Linked DNA regions of Homo sapiens: region 1 is linked to region 2. A link is a contact called in ENCODE Hi-C or POLR2A ChIA-PET data. All regions are on one chromosome and are shown on one strand. Each heading gives the region's core, a stretch centred on a gene start or an enhancer-like site at or near the end of the contact. The rest is flanking DNA. Distances are from core to core; before and after follow the strand shown.

Region 1 (6,140 bases), core at 773-3,272, 590 kb before region 2:
CTCACATTGTTGGTAATTAGTCTTTTACGATTGTTGCTTCTTTTAACTTTCAGTGATGATTTACTTTTTAGAGTAAGCCTTAAGCCTTCTAAGAAACCAAGACTCCTCCTGAAAACTCATTTGAGAAGTTACTTATGCTAATAATCCGCAATTCACAACCCTTTTCAGCAGTTTGTTCACCTCAGGGCTTCACAATAGGTCCTTGTTGCAATGCCATGCAAGTAGCTGCTCATGTGGAGGCTTGGGGATGGCTGGGGTTGGGCGGCAGTTTTGCAAATTTGTGCAGAAAAGTGACATTCAGGCTTCCCTTCCTTTCTCTTTGGTTTTTAGAACCAGAAAACTAGCAATGCCCTCAGGCAGAAAAATGACTTCAACTGTAGGTGGTAGAAGTGCAGTATTTTGGAGGAAGGCAAGAAAAAAATCATTTTACCAAAAAAGATACATTTGTAGTTTAATGAAGACGAATCCCAACTCTTAGTGACAGAGGTAGTCATATGCTGGAATTAAGCGTAGGGCTTACCTCTGTGAGCTGCAGGTGTTTCTCCTGTTCATATTTCTAAGGTGGTTTGCAATGCTACTGTGCTGTAAACATGCTTAAATTAGGTGGTTGTACTTCCTGGTTCTACCACGAAATGCTTCCAAAGTCATCCGGTCCTCCCCTATCCTGGGCACCCCCTCAATATTCTGGGACCATTAGGCTTTAACCTTCCAGACAAAGACCCCTCAGAGAGGAGAGCTGGCTATGGAAGGGACTATCCACAAATTCCAAGGACTCACGCGGGTGAAGGATGAGTTTGTTATGGAAATGATACAATTAGTATACCTGTTGGGGACAGAGGTGATTGCTACATTTTTCACACAGTGCCCCACGTTGGCTGATGAAAGCAGAAAAAGAATGCAACATTGATAAGCACATCCAGTATGACATGCTACAGGGAGAGCAGAGTAACAGCCCCTCAGAGGTGACTAACTAGGATTGAACTTTACTTGAAGCTGTCTGTAAGATTTTAAAAAAGAAAAGAAAAAAGATTTGTGTTGGGAAATTTTCTGCTTTCTTAATAATCTTTATCCAAAATTTCTGTTAGGACTTCAATATCTAAACAACTTGTGAAAGGGAATTATGATTCTCTGGTCTTTCCAAAACAAAAAGAACTAAGAGCAGTCCAAGTGAATAATACATTTGTTTACCTATTTATAACTATAGTAACTGACATCTTTTTGGCACTTACCTTGGGCATTTTCTTATTTATTATCTCACTTAACAACAACAGTATGAAATAGGTACTATCGTTTATTTGGTGTTAAGAAGAGGAAACCGGGCCAAAGAAAAGTTTTTCCCAACTCCAGTTTGGTTCCAAGTTCATGTTCTTAACACTGAACTCTACTGATGATCCCGAGTTCCTTTGTTTTGTACTTGTGACATTCCTGCAGGAGCAGTCACTCTTTTGTGACATGAGAAAGATGAGTTTGGGGCTCTGAAGTGCTTCTTAGCAAACCAGAGAAGCTTTGCAGGGCATGCTGCCAGTGAGCCAACTCTTGGGGGCTCATTTTTCTGGGCTCCTCATGCCAGGACAGAATGAAAGATTTCACTTAGATAATTACCTAGGAGGGGAAACCGTGTAAAAAGTCGTGGTGCTCAGAGATGATTAAAAAGCATGATTTAATAGAAGTTGCAGTTTCACTTTCACTCGAGGTTGAGGCATCTTAAAGGAGAGGGAAAAAACCATAGGGCAGAGTCAGGAGAGCGGGTTGGTCCTGTTTCGGTTCAGCTGTCTGGCTTAGGGCAAGCTCTGGGCTTCTCTGAGGCTTCATTTCTTCATGTATTAAATCAGGAGTGAGCCAGATAATCCCCAGCCTGTCTCGGCTTACAGTGTGAGATTTGTCTGTCTCTGCTGTAGCTGGGAAGTTACAGAAAGGGGGCACCCTCTCCTCGTCTTCCGCTGCTCCCTTCCCCCAACCCCTCATATTAGGAAACAACTTTCCAAATGACGTTTTTGAGAGGCCAGGTACAGACAAACTTATCTTTTAGTCTGGAGTGAAGTGCCACAAACCCAACAGCTGTTGTGGTCAGATGGGGTATACAAAAACAAACGTGCGCGCGCGCGCGCGCACACACACACACACACACACACACACACACACACACACACAAACACAGAAAACAAAAAAGGGTAGAGCCCACTGCATGGTCAATACAATTTTTTGGAAAAGATCTCTTGTTCTTAATCCTATTCTGATTTTCCCACTTTTGATAAAGTCGGTGGTCTAGAGAAACAAATCTCTGTTAGGAGAAAAACAGCTGTGTGGGTACACCAGGCAAGCCTAACTGAGCACAGCTGTGGGCTGGGCTGGCCTGGCCAGGGCCACCAGTTCACTTTCTCTGCCCTGGAAGCTGTCCATCCTCCATCAACAATTTGTCACCATGTCAGTTTTAAAATCCCAAGAGAACGACTATGTTGTTTTTATGCTGATCATTTATATTTACCCAGAAGTTTCTTTTAGGTTTAGCTGAAAGCCACCCTTCTCAAAAGTGCCTATAGTTACTCACAATTACTTGTGCAAAAAAAAAAAAAAAAAAAGGTAAAGGGGAAGTGGAGCCTGACAAAGATAATCCAGAAGTAATGTACACTGCTTTAGGAAATCTGTCATCTTCTGGAGGCAGACATGCCTGCCTACTGCCTAGTGTAGTACTTGGCACATACTGGGCACTCAAAAAAAACTATTCATGGAATGAGAGGATGGCTGGATGGATGGATGGATGGATGGATGGATGGATGGATAGACGGACGGATGGATGGACGGATGGATGGATGGATGGACCGACAGACGGACAGATGGATAGATAGATAGATAGATAGATAGATAGATAGACAGATAGATAGATAGATTGATAGGTAGGTAGGTGGATAGATAGATAGATAGATAGATAGATAGATAGACAGACAGACAGACAGACAGACATTCAATAGATGAGGTCACACAGCCCTAGAAGGCTAGGTCCTGTGTTAATAATGGGTAGCCAGCTGGAGGCAAACCTGGGACTGACAGGTCTGCCAATTTCACACACAGGGCTCATTCTACAATCTACTCCCTGCTTTCGTTTTTGTGTTTTTCATGTACAACTTAGTTCCTTAAGCACATGCAACTGTAAACCAATAACCCCTTAATGCTTTCTCATGTTCAAATGTGTGATCACATCTTACAATTTAGGGAGTACCCTGCACTAAGCAGGTTGGGTGCGATGGCTGCAACCACACAGCAGATGCTTCCCCTTCTGTGAGCAAATTTGGAGGTGTGCACAGGGTAAACTAGGCAGGAAGGCAAGAAGAGCTGTCTCTCTCCATCTCTCAAGTAGTCCAATAGCTGGATTCTTCTGGGTCAGTGCAGCGTTAACCAGAAGCCATGCTGCTAGCCCTCTCTGTGGCACCTTCTTAGAATTACTACTCAAATGCGGTGCAAAATGCTGTAACTGAGGGCTGTCAGCTTCTCCTAGATTGTTTAGAATGTGTTGTTTTCTCTTTTATTGATACATAATATTTTACATGTGTGTGGGGTACATGTGTTTGTTACATGCATAGAATGTGTAATGATCAAGCCAGGATATCTGGGTTATCCATCACCCTCAGTGTTTATCATTATTTTTGTGTTGGTATCATTTCAAGTTCTCTCATCTAGTTACTTTGAAATGTACCTAATATTCTTGCTAAGTGTAGTCACCCTAGTCTGCTATCAAACATTAAAGCTTATTTCTTCTAACTATTTTGTACCTATAACCAACCTCTCTCTGTCTCTCTTTTTTTTTTGAGACAGAGTCTCACTCTGTCACCCAGGCTGGCGGGCAGTGCCGTGATCTCAGTTCACTGCATCCTCCACCTCCCGTGTTCAAGCGATTCTCCTACCTCAGCTCCCTGAGTAGTTGGGACTACAGGCACACGCCACCACGCCTGGCTAATTTTTGTATTTTTTAGGAGAGACAGGGTTTCACTATGTTGGTCAGGCTGGTCTCAAACTCCTGACCTCAAATGATCCACACAGCTCGGCCTCCCGTAGTTCTGGGATTACCAACCAACCTCTCTTCATCTCCCTCCCCAGCATCCACACTTCCCCATTTCTGTCTTCTGAGATTTTTCATCAGCACAGAGCTACAGACTGCTCTAGCAGGGGATTTACTAAACTCAATCGGCCTTGGCACCCTCTCCCCCTAGTTTATCTTAATGAAACATTGTGAGGAATAGCATTTCCTGCACACTGTTTGAGAAACACATTCCAAATGTTTTGGGGCACTTTGGTCGTTTCTAAGCTCTTTATTCAATACAACACGTGCTGTGTAAATGCATGTGACTTGAAGATGTTGAAGAATAAAGTTGTTTCTCTTAATAAGAATTAAGTCAATGTTAAAGTTAACATTCTTAGAAAATAGCTGTTTGAGAAAAAATTTTTAATATCATTCCCATCCTACTAAGGCAAAATTGATAATTTCATTGAGACATGAAAGAATTCCAGAATTTTTCTGGCTGGGTAGCTGGGTGTCTATCTATCCATCTACCTGCCTACCCACCCATCTCATTATGAACATTTCACATAGAACAAAGAGAAACCTAATCAGTGCTCGTGTCTCCATTTCCTAGATTTGATAGTTACTAACATGTTACTGGAAATGGTTCACCAAGTTCTTTATGTTGCAATGTTTTAAAGAAAATTGCCAATATCATGACTTTTCCCTCTAAAAATTTTAGTATACGTTTCCAGAAAACAATAACTGACTGCTTCCTGTGTAACCACAATACCCACGTCTCACCTGACAGCATTCTCAGAGATGTGTTAATGTTATCTTATAGCCAGTTCCTGTTCAGTTTCTCAGCTGGGCTTATTCAAACCAGGATCCAACTAGGAACCACCCATTACATCTGGTTGTTATGTCTCTTAAGGTTTTTTAAAATCTGGAACTAAATTATATATGAAAAAGCAAAAATAAACAGGGAACTACGGAACAAGCACCAGGTTAGGGATTGATAGATCAAGCATCAGTCCAAGCTCTGCCACCAACCTGCTGTCCCCACTGAGCACAGCACATAGCACTCTGAGCCTCTTTGTCTCATCAATACATTTAATTCACTTACTTATCCATTCTTACTTTTAACAGATACGTACTGAGAGCCCAGATATGTATTGAGTGTTCAATATGGCCTCGTTCTTGCTCTGGGCACTGTTCTAGGAAGAAATTCGTCTTCCAGAAGATGATAGAATTTCATAATTCCAATTCTTGTGGATTATCCATGCAAGAATTCATCTCTTTCTTTCCTCTCCATTTCCATGACATTTATTTATTGAGGATACAAGTCAGTTGTCCCATAGAACTGAATAATTCTTCAATCATCTGACTTTTTCTTTTTGCGATATCATTTCTCCTGTTCTTCTACCTTCTGTATCTCCTATAACCTGGAAGTAATATCTGAAAATTTGACTAGATTTGGGTAGATTTTTGTGTGTGTTTGTTTTTTTTTTTTTTTGAGACAGAGTCTCACTCTGTCACCCAGGCTGGAGTGCAGTGGCACAGTCTCGACTTACTGCAACCTCTGCCTCCTGGGTTCAAGCGATTCTCCTGCCTCAGCCTCCTGGATAGCTGAGACTACAGGTGTGCACAAACACGCCTGGCTGATTTTTGTATTTTTAGTAGAAATGAGGTTTCACTATGTTGGCCAGGCTGGTCTCAAACTCCTGACCTTAGGTGATCCACCTGCCTTGGGCTCCCAGAGTGCTAGAATTACAGGGATGAGCCACTGCACCTGGCCTAGAATATTTTTTATGAAAATGTTTTATACGTGGTACTGTGTACTTTGTATTGCATCTCATCAAGAGTTACAGAATGTCTGGCTATCCCACTTTGGAAGTGCTAAGACCAATCATGGGTTTAGATCATTACAGCCAGATGCCCCACTATAGAAGCAGTGACTTGTGACTAGCAAGAAATCTGTTTGGGAAGGGGGACGTGCAGCGGAGTTAGCACATTTATACCATGTGAATCTAATCCTTTTATTTATTTATTTATTTATTTATTATTTTTTGAGACAGGGTCTTGCTCTGTTGCCCAGGCTGGAATGCAGTGGTGCAATAATAGTTCACTGCAGCCTCGACCTTCT
Region 2 (5,875 bases), core at 2,093-4,592:
AAGGACGACCTGAGTCAGACTCACCCCAGGTCTAGGTGAATGTCCACAACCACTGAAGCAGAATCTTCATGGGGTAGATTCTAAACAAAACCTACATTTGGAAGAAGCTCCTTAAGAATTATTCTGCATAATAAAACATATAAAACAGACACCTAGAGGTATTATTAGCTTGCTGCAAAAGTAGTTGCAGTTTTTGCCATTACTATTGTGCCAACCTAGTATTATCAATTTATTGCTAATTGACACAGATATTTAGATGACTCTTTGAAAACTTATATTTTTGGCCAGGTGCAGTGGCTCACACCTGTAATACCAATGCTTTGGGAGCCTGAAGCAGGAAGATCACTTGACTGAGGCCAGGAGTTTGACACCAGCCTAGACAACATAGTGAGACCCCATCTCCACAAATTAACACACACACACACACACACACACACACACACACACATTTTTGTCCAATGGCAGACATCTCATAATCGGCAGAGTGAAGACTCAAACCCTTTGCCTTGTGTTCCTTCCCCTATGTGACAGCTGCCTTGCTTTTGTCTGTCGAACCCTCAGGGGCAAAGCCCTGCACAGCCTGTCACCTGCTTGACACCAGAAAGCCCCGTCACTTTTTGTGGCAGGTGAAGGGTCCCTGGATTTCACTCCACCTCTTAAATTTCCTCTCCCTGTCCTTTCCAAAACACATGCTGCAAACCAAAGAATCCTGAAATGTATTTTAAGCAACTGTAGGATATATATCCATGTAACCCAGATATGAGGTAACTTATATCAATCTTCCCTCACCACGCCATTCCCCAGCAAACGGAAGTGACTGCACACAAATTTAAATAACTGTTGACTCAACTCAGCTTTTTGCACCAAAGCATATCAGAGATTACTGCTCACTTGTGATTGGCTGTCCTTGATAGCACATCTGCCTTGGTCCATTCAGCTGTGACGAGGGACATAGGACACCTGGGCAACAGAGACTGTGGGGGGACAGTTTCATTTAGAGTGGTGGGCAGAGCAGTCACCATACCTGACATTTCTAGTACAATCCACAAGGTAGTCAAGTCCCAGAAGACTGCTGAAAGTACATTTTATAATAACTAGTGTCAGGCCTCTGAGCCCAAGCCAAGCCATCGCATCCCTTGTGACTTGCACGTATACATCCAGATGGCCTAAAGTAACTGAAGATCCACAAAAGAAGTAAAAACAGCCTTAACTGATGACATTCCACCGTTGTGATTTGTTCCTGCCCCACCCTAACTGATCAATGTACTTTGTAATCTCCCCCACCCTTAAGAAGGTACTTTGTAGTCTCCCCCACCCTTAAGAAGGTTCTTTGTAATTCTCCCCACCCTTGAGAATGTACTTTGTGAGATCCACCCCTGCCCGCCAGAGAACAACTCCCTTTGACTGTAATTTTCCATTACCTTCCCAAATCCTATAAAATGGCCCCACCCCTATCTCCCTTCGCTGACTCTCTTTTCGGACTCAGCCCGCCTGCACCCAGGTGAAATAAACAGCCATGTTGCTCACACAAAGCCTGTTTGGTGGTCTCTTCACATGGACGCGTATGAAAACTAGCATTCCATATAGTTTCATACCATTTGCGGATTCACTGATGTTTCAAGTAGAAACAACACCGTCAGCCAGTTGCTGTAGTTTATGCCTGTAATCCCAGCGTTTTGGGAAGCCAAGGCAGGCAGATCACCTGAGGTCAGGAGTTCGAGACCAGCCTGACCAACATGGTGAAACCCCCATCTCTACTAAAAATACAAAACTAGCCAGGCATGGTGGCGCATGCCTGTAATCCGAGCTACTAGGGAGGCTGAGGCAGGAGAATCGCTTGAATCCAGGAGGTAGAGGTTGCAGTGAACCAAGATCATGCCATTCACTTCAGCCTGGGCAACAAGAATGAAATTCTGTCTCAAAAAAAAAAGACAGAAAAGAAAGAAAGAAAGAGAGAACATCCTCAAATAGAAACAATACCACCTACCTCTATGTTTTAATACATTTTCAGTAATAATATTTATTCAACAATACATATTAATTTCCTATTAACTATTGGTTTCTTTCTAGATATTAGAATACAGTTTATATTCTGAGAGGGATTAAGGGCCCAGAGTCGGGGAACTCACATTGTAAAGAGGGAAACTGCTTACCACAACCAAGCATTTTCAATGAGGAAAATCTGAAAATAATGAGGAGGCTTGATCCAAAGGGCCAAGCTACCTAAAATTACAATGGGCAGTGGGGATCTACTAGAAAAAGGTGTCACAGAGACACCTTAGAAACATGGCAGGAGGGATGATGAAAGAGAGGAGGGATTTTCAGGTTGAAATGAAAGACTTTTTTTTGTTTGTTTTTTTGTTTTGAGACAGAGTCTTGCTCTGTCGCCCAGGCTGGAGTGCAGTGGCCCAATCTCAGCTCACTGCAACCTCTGCCTCCTGGATTCAAGTGATTCTTCTGCCTTAGCCTTCTGAGTAGCTGGGATTACAGGTGCACATCACCGTGTCCAGCTAATTTTTGTATTTTTAGTAGAGATGGGGCTTCACCATGTTGGCCAGGCCTATCTTGAATTCCTGACCTCAAGTGATCCGCCCGCATCTGCCTCCTAAAGTTCTGGGATTACAGATGTGAGCCATTGGGCCCGACCTGAAATGAATGACTTTACACACGAATGCAATAATGTTAACTCCCATTCCCTTCTTACTGTCTGTCTTTCTTCTTTGCAGCTCTAAAGGTCAATGAAATGCAGACCTAAGAGAGTATGCAAAGAAAGCAAAGGTTTGACACAGGACTTCCTTCCCAGAAATTTTAGGACTAGAGTAAGGCTGTGCTAGGAAACTCACCAGACCTGGAGCCAAAGGAGCTGGGTATTCAGCCTTGCTTCACTGGCTATGTGACCTTGACCAAACTTTCTTGATATTTCATTTTTCTATTTGTAAAATGGAAGCTGTAATTTCTCTTTTTTCTTTAATTTCTTTTTGTTTCCCTAAGGTCTAAGATGGCTGCTAAGAAATAGTAATTTCCTACCCAGTGGGTAGGAAAGTGTCTGACACATAAATATTAAGCAAAATATTTACGCTTATTCACATATTCAATTAAAATTCATAACTTCAGTTTCTTCATCGGAGGATGAGAATAGTAATGGTAACACAGGGTTATTATAAGGGAGGTAAAGTGGTTTATCAATTACAAAGTCCCGTACATGTATCAGGTCATCATTATTTAAGACATGGGAGGTTGGCAGGGGTCGGTGCGGGGCAGCAGGTTCTCAAAAATTTAGCTTAATGCGCCACCTAGGGATAGACTACAGTTCTGCATTAGTTTTAGAAAAAGCTGAAATGAGGTGAAACTGAAATGATTTCTGCTTCCTGAATTTTATGAAGTCAGGCATATCTAGACCCTCTAGCTTTCAAAACACCTGTTTAAAAGAGGTCTGTAACAAAATTTATCTTTCACGTTGCCCAGAAACGACATGTGGAAGAAAAAATGTGCATGAGAGCACTTTGCGTGGAGACATTCTCAATAAATGATTAATTCAGTGGTCCCCCATATTTTTACCTTTCTTTTGTTTCTTTTTCTTTCTCAGAGATTTTTTTCTTTCTTTCTTTTTTTAGAGACAGGGTCTCACTATGTTTCCCAGGCTGGTCTCCTCCCTCAAGCAATCCTCCTCCCACCTCACCCTCCCAAAGTGCTGGGATTACAGGCGTGAGCCACTACACCCTGTCCCCCTGCCTTTTTTTTAGTGTTTTACCCCCAAACATAGACGTTTTACAAAGATCAGTTAATAACAGCGCATTAATCGATTTATCAATTTATTCTATTTCTCCTTTTTTTTGAAATAGGGTCTCACTCTGTCACCCAGGCTGGAGTGCAGTGGCACGATCCTGGCTCACGGCAACCTCCACCTCCCAGGTTCAAACAATTTTCCTGCCTCAGCCTGCCAAGTAGCTGGGATTACCAGCGCCCTCTGCCACACCCAGCTAATTTTTGTATTTTTAGTAGAGACGGGGTTTCACCATGTTGGCCAGGGTGGTCGTGAACTCCTGAACTCAACTGATCTGCCCTTCCAAAGTGCTGGGATTACAGGCATAAGCCACCACACCCGGCCTCTATTTCTCATTAATCAGAGACTTTAACCCATCTGGAACTATCGTTAAGTGATCTAATGGGTGTGGGACGCACTATAAAGAGCTGTCATAATATGAGACAACATAAGGACACCTGAGACCTTAGTTAACCTGCAAGTGCTTTCACGATTAGCACCTGACTTCTCATAGATATTTTTTTAAATATTGGGGAAAATGTAATCCTGCCTTCAAGTAGATCACAGTTTAGGGAGAAGACACCCATGTGTAGTTAATGGAAACAATAGTTTTGAAATTTACTAATTTGCTGGTGTCCCTTGCATTTCCTTGTCCTCCCCCTGACTTGCCCCGTCTTCTGCAGAGGCATCCATTTGCCCAAGAGGGAACTAGGACTGTTACAACAGGAACTCAAAGAGGACGCAGTCCATATTCAGTTTTGAAATTCAGAATAGATACCTGGAAAGCACAGAAAGACGATAGTCTTAAAAGCCAGGCTTTGTCATGAAAGAATTTTCTAAGTTCCTTTGGCTCCTAGAACTGTGTCAGAGTCACTAACTCTAAGCCTAAGTCAGATGACAAACTCACTTCCATGATGCAGAAGGAATACTCCTGCTACCATTAAGGGACTTAAGGCTCCCTCATCCCCCTAGAAAGGAAGAAATGACAGCGAGAAGGCCACCCTAGAGAGGAAGCAGAAATAGAAAGCCGGTTCTCTTTTTCACACAAGTGGAGTGTGGGGAGGAGAAAGGAACGTTGACAAACGTGTTCTCCCTTTTCTTCCTCTTGAGGTGAAACTCTGCAGTGGACAAACTGGTAAAAATGCCCAGGTAGGCTGGAGGTAGCTGAGAACCTTGTAGGAGGAAGAGGGAAGGTGAAGACTTACTAAAGACACCCGGCATTTGGTCCCGCCCAACATGGTTTGGGCAGCAGCACAGCAGCTGCTAGACAGGTAAACTCTAGGCCAGAGGGTTCCTGGGTGAGGCCAGAGGAAGTGATGGACCAGCAGGTGCCTGTGGCAAGGACAAGGGTCTGCTCTGTCCAGGACTTGTTCGCGGACACAGGGATGAGCACCTAGCACAATGTCGGGTACTCAAAAAGCCTTAGCTAGCCCTAGAGGGTATTGGTTTATTAGAACACGAGAGCCACACAGCACCAAAGGAAAAGCAGATAGGTGCTATGGAGAAACAGTGTGATAGCTACAGAAGCAAATTACTCTCCTTAAGCATTACGTCAGTTAGGGTCCATTCAAGAAAACAGAATCCTCCCTAGGTATTCCAAACACAGATAATTTAATAAAGGGAATTGGTCACCCACATTATGGAAACTGAGAAGCCAACCAGGAGATAATGAGTCATCCAGAGATTATAAGAGCAGGAAGCCCCTATTAGCCACGTGGCTGAAAGGACAACACATTGGCAACTAGATGGACATTGAATGCCTGAATCATAAATAGGCTTATTTTTATAAAAAATATTTAATAAGATGGCCAGGTGTGGTGGCTCACGCCTGTAATCCCAGCACTTTGGGAGGCCGAGGTGGGGGGATCACGAGGTCAGGAGTTTGAGACCAACCTGACCAACATGGTGAAACCCTGTCTCTACTAAAAATACAAAAATTAGCCGGGCATGGTGGCACTCACCTGTAATCCCAGCTACTCAGGAGGCTGAGGCAGGAGAATCGCTTGAACCCGGGAGGCGGAGGTTGCAGAGAGCCGAGGTCGCGCCACTGCACTCCAGCCTAGGTGACAGAGAGAGACTCAGTCTCAAAATAATAATAATAAGATGGCCAGG

Evidence for each region. A loop is a pair of places that touch in the nucleus more often than their neighbours do. ChIA-PET counts read pairs that join two places held with the same protein, here RNA polymerase II (POLR2A). Pooled maps may share reads with other maps.
Region 1: a map of OCI-LY7 shows a loop between it and region 2 (5-fold over the local background). The contact joins two enhancer-like sites. A Hi-C loop is called at or near these places in 1 of 168 maps with a recorded cell type or tissue (OCI-LY7), 1 of 37 single-sample maps with no recorded cell type and 7 of 50 pooled maps. POLR2A ChIA-PET finds 5 or more read pairs at or near these places in 1 of 52 experiments (AG04450).

What each region holds. Positions count from the first base shown.
Region 1 is chr15:60,123,518-60,129,657 of GRCh38, reverse strand. No RefSeq gene overlaps it. Among named protein-coding and RNA genes, the nearest start is that of FOXB1, 120 kb to the right of the region's middle. RefSeq lists enhancers at 525-1,026, 1,590-1,779. Within about 2 kb of position 2,022, at least 30 of the 41 ENCODE cell types and tissues checked have a DNase peak (open chromatin) inside an H3K27ac peak, as active enhancers do.
Region 2 is chr15:59,530,383-59,536,257 of GRCh38, reverse strand. No RefSeq gene overlaps it. Among named protein-coding and RNA genes, the nearest start is that of GCNT3, 78 kb to the left of the region's middle. RefSeq lists an enhancer at 572-1,771. Within about 2 kb of position 3,342, at least 3 of the 41 ENCODE cell types and tissues checked have a DNase peak (open chromatin) inside an H3K27ac peak, as active enhancers do.